Regions from separate parts of the Homo sapiens genome. Here region 2 is linked to region 1. A link is a contact called in ENCODE Hi-C or POLR2A ChIA-PET data. All regions are on one chromosome and are shown on one strand. Each heading gives the region's core, a stretch centred on a gene start or an enhancer-like site at or near the end of the contact. The rest is flanking DNA. Distances are from core to core; before and after follow the strand shown. Region 1 overlaps STK24 (serine/threonine kinase 24). Region 2 overlaps STK24 (serine/threonine kinase 24).

The links. Hi-C counts contacts between places; a loop is a spot of excess contacts on that map. ChIA-PET counts read pairs that join two places held with the same protein, here RNA polymerase II (POLR2A). Pooled maps may share reads with other maps.
Region 2: a pooled map shows a loop between it and region 1 (4-fold over the local background). The contact joins two enhancer-like sites. A Hi-C loop is called at or near these places in 8 of 168 maps with a recorded cell type or tissue (B cell, CD14-positive monocyte, CD4-positive, alpha-beta T cell and 5 more), 16 of 37 single-sample maps with no recorded cell type and 17 of 50 pooled maps. POLR2A ChIA-PET finds 5 or more read pairs at or near these places in 15 of 52 experiments (CD4-positive, alpha-beta T cell, CD4-positive, alpha-beta memory T cell, GM12878 and 8 more).

Annotation. Positions count from the first base shown.
Region 1 is chr13:98,527,140-98,531,600 of GRCh38, reverse strand. The region is part of intron 1 of STK24 (serine/threonine kinase 24); the gene reads left to right. Among named protein-coding and RNA genes, the nearest start is that of STK24, 48 kb to the left of the region's middle. RefSeq lists an enhancer at 2,546-2,715. Within about 2 kb of position 2,685, at least 2 of the 41 ENCODE cell types and tissues checked have a DNase peak (open chromatin) inside an H3K27ac peak, as active enhancers do.
Region 2 is chr13:98,474,321-98,478,781 of GRCh38, reverse strand. STK24 (serine/threonine kinase 24) reads left to right here. Exons shown (of 11, transcript NM_001032296.4): 4 at 3,424-3,532; 5 at 3,804-3,961. Among named protein-coding and RNA genes, the nearest start is that of FARP1-AS1, 41 kb to the right of the region's middle. RefSeq lists enhancers at 1,253-1,547, 1,754-1,973, 2,124-2,273, 2,284-2,383, 1,425-2,624 and 1 more. Within about 2 kb of position 2,486, at least 31 of the 41 ENCODE cell types and tissues checked have a DNase peak (open chromatin) inside an H3K27ac peak, as active enhancers do.

The sequences.
Region 1 (4,461 bases), core at 1,436-3,935:
CTTGATGTTTCTCCGGTTCTGTTCATATCAAAAGGTGTCTAGGGTTGGCTGGTGTGTGGAGCCCCAGGATCTGACTGGGGGAGTCCCTAAGGTGTGATGCTGTCCTGATAGTGGAAATGCCCTGGGCGCTTCCCAGGGCAATGGAGGAGGCCAGGGATATGCAGTCCCAGATTGGGTTTCGACCATGACAGGTTTTTGATGACAACTTCTGGCGGGAAAACTGCCCACAAAAGAGCACTTGGTTTTTATTTGGTCTTTTTCATTTGGTTTATAAACTTTCCATTGGCCTTTTCTGTACATATCCCTGCATGTGTAGATATTTTATAAAAAGGACAGCTTGATTTTCAGATTTTGGGAGGGCGTATTGGAAAGACTGATAAAGAGTGAGCTTTAAACTTATTAGAATGAAAGAAGACCTTTATGGATGAATAGGCTTGCTTTAGACAAATTGTTCACTATTCCTTCCAGCACAGAATGCCTCTTCACATTTAATGGCCAGTTTAATTAGATGACATGGCTTTCCAGGGTATTTTATTTGTTTGCAGTCAGCTTTAGGATTTCTTACTTAGGGGAAGAATAATCTGTATTAAAAAATAGGAGATTGGCCTAAAGTTCAGCCATACTAAAAATCTACTCTCATTTTTACTCTTTGGAGACCCTGTCGCATTGTGTTGTACCTCGTATATTCTCAGTTAAGAGTTATGGCCAGCGAGTTAGTGATTTCCAAAAATGTCTCCAAAATTGAGTGCTGTTTTAAAGATGGCTTCCCATGTTCTTCAGTGTGCTTGCTGAAGATTCTATGCCAACTCTGGTGAAGGTGGTGGCAGTTCACCACGTTGCCGGCAGGTTTGATCCCGGAACAGACCTGTGAGCTCATTGTCCATTTGACTGAGAAGCTAAGAACTTGCTGGAGGTCTTGCAGCAGCGCACCACAGCTTTTCATTCCAGGGCTTTGGGTTCTTCTTTTGTGCCCTTGTGTTGTATGTTGCTGTCAGAGCTCCGGAGACAGTGATGGACCTGCTCAGTGTTTGGAGTCGGATGGCCATAGGTTCCTGTTCAGGCTCTGTGCCTGAAGACAAGTCACATAATCGTCAGAAAATGGAGCTCGTGCCTCCTCCGTAGAGGGCACCCGGGCATGACAGTAGCTTTGCTTATGGTGTCATTCTGCCCAGACCACATCCAAGACCATATCCAAGAGAAGAGTGTCATTACCTCTGACTGCAGCTGTCACCTAATCTGTGACACTGAGAAGGCCAGGAGCTCTGGCAATCTAGTTCCTTTATGGGGGTAAAAACGGAGCTGCCTTAAGTATTCCAGGTGTTTTACAAGACATTCTCTTAGATTCAATTAAGTTTCTCCTCAGAAATTGTTAGGAGTTCTCTTTACACAAACTTTCTGGAAGTATTTGTGTGTGTTTCTGTCTGGGGGCCACAGACAGAAACTGTCATGTCTGGTCCTCTTGACAGCTCTGTGTGTGTGTGTGCGTGTGTGTGTGTATATCTGTGTGTGTTTGCACCCACATACAGGGCCAGTGCCTTTTGCCTTCTTTCTTTGCCGTCATTTTTCCTGCAATTGGCCTTTTGTCTAACATCGGCTTCCTTCTCCAGCAGTGCCAGTGGAGTAGAGCCTTCTTTCCTGGGCCCTGCAGGTAGACCCTTTCTATTTTAAGAGGTTTAATGGTTACCTTTATAAGGCAATTTTAAAGGTCCGTGGATTTCTGCAAATTCTGGTAGCCATGATCTTGCCTCTGTAGTTCCCAGCATCATTTCTTAGACCTAGGAGCCTTTTAAGTTGGGTAGAGTCATTGCATTTGATGGCTGAATGCTCGTTCTGGAAGCCTCGTGTTAGGACCCCAACCACACCCATCCCTGGACCTACAGGGGCCTCTGGACCCCCCTGTTTGGTGGTTTGTTTGTCTTTTCCTCACCCCAGCCTCAGCAACCAAGGATCTATTCTCCACCAGTCAAATTTTGTCACCTTGAGAATTTTCTATAAAGGGACTCATACTGTATATGACCTTTGGCGCTTGTAGACAGTATTAAGAAGTTGGATGACAAGAGGGTAAGTGAGGGGATTAGAAAGGAGCTTTGGGGTTTAGATTCACAAGCTGAGTGTGACCTCAGTGTGAAGGGCAGTGGGTCGTCCCCAGTTGTTTTAAGCAGTGAAGGAAACCGTGAGCTTTTAGGAAGATCAACTCTGACAGCAGGTCACAGGCAGGTCTTGAAGTGGATCAGTTGGAGGCTGCTGCTGTGGGGGAGGGAGGGCCAGGCAGTGACCTGGAAGGGGCTGGATGGAGAGACGCTTCGGAAGAACCATGACGCGGTTTGCATGTTGGGGTGAGAGAGGAATGGGGGTGCAGAGGTTTCCAGCTTTAGAAATGGTAGGTAGCAACACTGTTAACGATGAAACACGTGGTGGGGGGCCTGGGGAGAGGGAGACGGCGGGTATGGAAGGGTGAGCTGGAATGGTAGCCACCAGCATGGGTCTGTGGGTGGTAGCGCCAGACAGGCCAACAGGTAGGTTTCCACCTGCGTGCCCAGTTGGCCAAATCGGTGGTGACTGGCTGGGGTGAGTAGATTCTGAGGCTCGGTTCAGCTCTAGGAGAGTGTTTGTGATTCATTAGAGATGCTTGCCAAGGCCAGAGTGGTGAGAGTCCGTGCCTGCAGCCAACTCCCCTTCCCTGCTCCAGGCTCAGCTTCCTTCCAGCATCCTCCCGCCCGCTCCAGTAGGGATAGTGGTGTGAGAAGTACCGGGTATTAGAGCACGTCACCCTCAGTTTCTTTTTGTTTTCATGGAAAAGCGTAGAGAAGCTTGGTTTCAACCAGAGTAGTTGAGTGTGGTTTGACTGTGCAAGTGGTACATTTGGAGCTGAGTAACACTGAAAGTTGATTGGTAATGCCACATGCATTTTTCATTGCCAGAAATGATCAAAAGAAGATGATGACAGCTATTCAGGTTTAAAAATATAAAATACTTCAGTCATCATAGAACAATTTTAAAGAATTCTTTCAAGGGATTATGGAATATAATAAAGTGTTGTGTTGTATTGTGGAATGGCCCTGCTTCTGAGCTGCAGAAGGGCAGAGCTTCGGAATTGTCTTTGTAACTCTTGGGTGGGTAATAGGATACTTCGCACTTGGGTTTTCTCCTCAAAGGAGCCGGAACCCTGGAGGCCTGGCTGGAGTTGCTGGTTTTGCCCCCCACCTAGACTGGGCTGAGGGGACCATGTTTTGTGAGATGAGAGGGAGCAGGAAAACACCCACCTTCTGGCGTTCTCATTGAGCGCAGAATCAGTCTGTAAATCAGAAGATACCTCCATCTGTCTTTCTCATTCATTTAGGTTTTCGCCTTGCAAGGTAGGTGTGGTCATGACATTGGCCAGGCAAACCCCCAGGTCATGGCCGTTCTGTGTAGTCTGTGAAGGGAGCCCGAGACTGATGGGCCCGGGTCTGTCCTGGACCTCCCGCCCTGGGCCAACCTGCATATCCTCATGAATGAGAGTCCGGTGGCCCAGTGGGAACCCAGGGGTCAGCCTGATGGAGACGGCTCTCTCCAGCTTTGCGGAGGCCTGATTATTAGCCTAGGGAGCTGTGGCTGAGGAGACCATCGCCCCCAGAGCTCTCCTTTTGCTTTCTGCCGTTGAGTCAGGCCCAGAGAGGTACAGGAGCTGGCGGGGCTGCAAGACGCCAGCATGAACTGGGGCTGCAGTCACAGCAGGGGACATTTGTTCCAATAAAGCAGGTGATGACTGTCCCTCCCCTTGTTTTGGGATTTTCGACGGTGTGCCTCTGAACCCCTCTGGTCTCCCGTGGCCGCTGGCTCTGCGTCTGTGGCTGGGTGGTGCTGGTGAGGCAGTGCTGGGCCCCCCACCTCCCTTGTGGCTCACCCGGTCCTGGTCCCGTGTCCTCTGCATCCAGGAGCCTCCCCGCTCAGGTTTGCCTGCGGGGCCTGTGTGCCCTCCCCAGTCGTTCAAGGCACAGGGGCACATGGAGGTGGGTTCAGAGAAGAGTGGGGAAGGGGGTGCCGGTGGCCCGTGGGAGAGTTGCCCAGGTGTGGGCACAGCCTCTGTGTCAGGGCTCCCTCGGATGCTCTTGACTCTGATCTGGCCTTTGAGGTCTTAACTTTCGTCCTCACTGGTGGCCCGCGGAGCATGATTCCCGGCACCTTGCCCCTTTGCAGGCCACATGTTCCCACCGCTCTAATTGGGGTGGGGTCTTGGCCACTGGAATCAGATGTCATCTCCATCTCTGGGCTTTTTAGATGAAGTGGAGGGAGAAGGGCAGACTTTTTTTTGGTATAGCTGAGGTCTCACTTTGTTGCCTAGGCTGGTCCCAAACTCCTTATCTCAAGTGATCTGTGGGCCTCCCAAGGTGCTGGGATTACAGGTGTGAGCCACCACGCCCAGCTCTGCTGTGTGCACACATACATGGGCCCTCTGATTTTTCAGTTATTCTCAGTGGC
Region 2 (4,461 bases), core at 1,237-3,736, 53 kb after region 1:
CTTGGAATCTAATTACAAAGGGACAATGCTACATAAACCAGTCACTTAATCAGGCAGAGATGTTTGACGGACTTAAAAAATGAGTACACGACATGGGTTTTAAGAAATGAGATGGCATATTCATTAATGTTTAGGCCAAGTTGCCATCATAGCAGCTCTAAAACAGTGTCTCACAAAAGATAGAAATTTATTTCTCCCCCTGCACATGGGGTCAGTGGCTCTGGTCCATACCGTCACGGTCTGTGCTGGTGGGTGGCTTCAGCATCTGGAGCCCCAGGCTTCCCTTGGTCTTCAGCCATTGTCCTCTCCCACTGCCAGTGCTTCAGGGCCAAGACCAAGCAGGGGCATGGGGCACATTTGCTCCTGTCTGACCCACTGGCGAGGTCTTAGTCACCTGACCACAGGCTGCTGCTCAGAGTCTGGGAAATGTGGTTTCTTGTTGTGGCTGAGTGCCCCGGCCAATAGTCCCTGTTACAGAGCTTCGAAGCAGGGGAGGACAGGCTCGGGGAGGGGGAGTTAGAAGTCACACAGAGGTGGGATGTGGTCTAGGTTTTTTTCCTGGGTCCTATTTGAAGAGTCTGCAAGTGCCTGAATGATGGAGAGCATGGTCGCAATGGCGAACACCAGCTGCTGACTTGGAGAGCTTGGCCTGGTCCGAGCTGCTCATGAGGCACTCTGGGGGGTAGACAGCAGCCGAATACCCTTTATAGTGAATTTTGACGCAGAAAGGATTTCCCCCCAAGTAAGGAGAGTTTTATCTCTTTTTCTCCCCTTCCTCCTCGTTCCCCATGGGCATATAAGTCAATGATGGATGGTGTTCAGGGCAGATTTAAAAGGGCAGAACCATGCAGACAGTCATCACAGAGCCAGCCCTTAATTATCCAGGGGAGGATTTTCCATGAGTGTTCCTCACCTCTTCCTCTTAGCGCCCTTTGGGAATGACAGCAGGCCGCTCTGCCGTTGCTTTTGGGAGACTTGGTAATGGAAGGGAGGTGGTTAAGTCCAGATCTAACCACAGGTATTGATCGTCGGCTTGGGCACAGACTTGGTGAAGGAGGAGATGGGAGATGGGACCCGACTCTAATGTGACTTTTTTTTTTTTTTTTTGAGACGGAATCTTGCTCTGTCACCCAGGCTGGAGTGCAATGGTGCGATCTTGGCTCATTGCAACCTCTGCCTCCTGGGTTCAAGCGATTCTCCTGCCTCAGCCTCCCAAGTAGCTGGGATTACAAGCATGTGCCATCATGCCCGGCTAATTTTTCTGTGTTTTTAGTAGAGATGGGGTTTCACCATGTTGGCCAGGCTGGTCTCGAACTCCCGACCTCAAGGTGATCCACCCGCCTCGGCCTCCCAAAGTGCTGGGATTACAGGCATGAGCCACCGCGCCTGGCCTCTAACATGACTTTGATCTTTGGTCGACTGGATTCTCCTGCACTCCAGCATTATGAACAAAAGCAAACACTCCGGCATCTCTATCCTCCTCCCCACTGTCCACCCAGGTGATGAGAAAAGTCTGTGTTCCTCATTTTGAAAATTAAAATTTCTACATTCTATGAACACTGAAAAATAGATGTGGAGAAAGCTGACTTAAGGCATAGTTTTCCTGATTGTGTTCTTTAGAATAGTAGTTTTGATATGCATTTCTTATAAATAAGACTTTTGTTCAGGTAACTGGGAAAAAACTACTTTCTGGGGAACAGAGTCTGTGGCGTAATGCCTTAGTCTGAGGTAACTTTTGGACAATATCTTAATTGGAATTTGGGACAATTTCTGGCAGGCGATGGAGATGGGCATTTTGACCTTCTCTGAGCATATGTGTGCGGTCAAACTAAAAGCGACAAGTGCATTCTCTGCACCTGGGTCCTGGGTGGAGAAGGCCAGGGGTGGCTGGATTCCAGGTGTGTCTGCTGCCAGGCAGGCCAGAGTCCCAGCGAGGCCAGTGTGTGAGGAGAGGCCACCTCTGAGAGTGGCCCTGACCCTGGGATTGCTGTGTAGACCAGGGCAGGCCTGCGAGCCAAGGCAGCACAGCTCACCCATGGGCCGGAAAGCAGGGCCAGGTATGAGTCAGGCTGTGGTTTCGGTGACAAGGGCTGTCTCGGTTGCCCCCACACTGCACCCCACAAGTACTTCCGGATGTGGAACAGGATGTGAAGGAGCTGAGGCACGCAAGGACTGTCGGGCTCTGTCCCAGAGATGTGCACGCCTGAGTCGGATGCTTCCTGTGGAGGAGCGCCCTAGTTTTCATCCCCTTTGGCTTAAAGCACATTTCTTATCTTTTTAAAACTAAGTGAAAGGCCCCAGATTGTATCTTCCTGTTGGCTAAAATGTGTGGGTGTGGGCTGTGAAGACATTCACTGTCAAGTCTGAAAACCAAGAATGGGGGACCATGATTTGGGGGAACCCTACCTGCATCGATTAGACATCTGCCCTCTGTCTGGCTCCGTTTCTGTGGTTCCGGGGAGCACTGGTGGCTTTGCTGCTGTCATCTGTGGAATTACTGTTTGTGACTGACTGCCCCACTCTGCAGGGGGCGGGGGGGGGCTTCCCGTCTGGTTTGAAGTGAGCCTTTGTTAGCCTGGTTTTCCTTTCCTTTTAAATGGAGATGTGGATACCTGACATTTCTTCCTTTCATCTGATATAGTTGTGGATATAAAGGAGTCAATAGGAACAATTATTTTGAGTTTCTGAGAATAAAAGCTTTCAGAGGTAATTATTATCTTAGGGATAATATAATAGTTATTATTATTATATAATATCTATTATATAACAAATCCCAAACTATTAGGATTTAAGCTCTTTCAGCTGCATTCCCCCAAGTTGGGGAGCTTTAACTGCAGATTTAAAAAATTCTAATACAAGGATATCCTCAGAGGCGCCTGGCTCCTAGGCCTTCTTTCCTGGGTGTTTTTGGGTACCAGGGGTGAGCCTTCTGGTAAGGGAACCACATATGTTAGGACAGATCCTGGCTGCTCTGTCTCTTGGCTGTTCGTTTCCTGGAGTGAAATCCCCAGCCTGTACCCCGCCCCTGCCATGGCCAGAGGGGCACCCTGAGGTCAGCTGCAGGCGCAGGCCGGGTCGTGGGCTTCCTCATTGGCTCAGCCTGCGCCCCGCCCCTGCCATGGCCAGGGGGTCGCCCTGTGGTCAGCTGCAGGCGCAGGCGGGGCTGCGGGCTTCCTCATTGGCTCCTCTTTGCTTCTCTGCTGGCTTGGCTTCATTGAGCAAAGCCATTTTCTCGGGCCCTTTGTTTTTTTAAGGGTCCCTCAGTGGACTGTAATTGTTAGGGCAAAATCATGTGTTTTAAGTGAAGAAGATTTCAGGTTTTAATTACCCTTGTCCATTAACATGGATAGTGTTTCTGTTTTATCTCAAACTTTTCATAAGATAATCATTTAAGTAACTTTAAGAATTTTTTTCTCTTCTTAGTTAGAACCTGGCCCATTAGATGAAACCCAGATCGCTACTATATTAAGAGAAATACTGAAAGGACTCGATTATCTCCATTCGGAGAAGAAAATCCACAGAGACATTAAAGGTAAGAGGACATCCGTTTTCATTCCTTTGAAATACTGAAGGTGGTGGTGGGGTTGCCCTGAAGACTTCTCAAGGGAAGGTGCTGGCGCCCATTTGTCCTGCACGTTTGCCTTGCCTGGGCTGGGCTGGCTTTGAGGGGGTCTGACAAAAAGTGTAGCCCCGGTGCCTGTGCTCGGTGGGTTCGCCACCCAGCCAGGGAGAAGACGCGCTTGTGGCAGTGCACGGAGTTGTAAGTCCGCACCGCCCAGGGCCGCCTTGGCTTTCTTTTGCAGCGGCCAACGTCCTGCTGTCTGAGCATGGCGAGGTGAAGCTGGCGGACTTTGGCGTGGCTGGCCAGCTGACAGACACCCAGATCAAAAGGAACACCTTCGTGGGCACCCCATTCTGGATGGCACCCGAGGTCATCAAACAGTCGGCCTATGACTCGAAGGTGAGGGGAGGGTGAGGGCGGCGCCGTGCCTCACGAGGCCTGGAGGGCTCCCGCCTTTTGTTCTTTAGCCTGGTAGCTTTTCTAAGTTGGAACGAAGCTGGTACCTTGAGGTAGGTCATAAAGGTAATTCTTCAACCTTGGTTATGAACAGTTTTCTCCTCTGTCTCCTGCTGTATCATTTAATACCCTGTGCTGATCCAGCCCACCATGATCGAGGTTTTTAACTCAGGCTATGTTTGTTTGGTGGCAGCGGGGACACAGGATGGAGCGGGTTTGGAGGGGGGTGGGAGGAACTGAAGGGCCATGGTGGTGAGGGGTGGAGGCGTGTGCGGTTGCAGAGGGGCTCCACCTGCTGTCTGGGCACAGCTGGGGGTCGAAGTGCAAGTGCGTGGAATCGGCAACCTTGAAGGGGCCTGTAGAGAAAGGGGCTCCCACAAGAGAAAGGGAGTCCACGGAAGCGTGAGAATGGAGGAAGAACAGTGCTTTGAGTGACTGCTGCA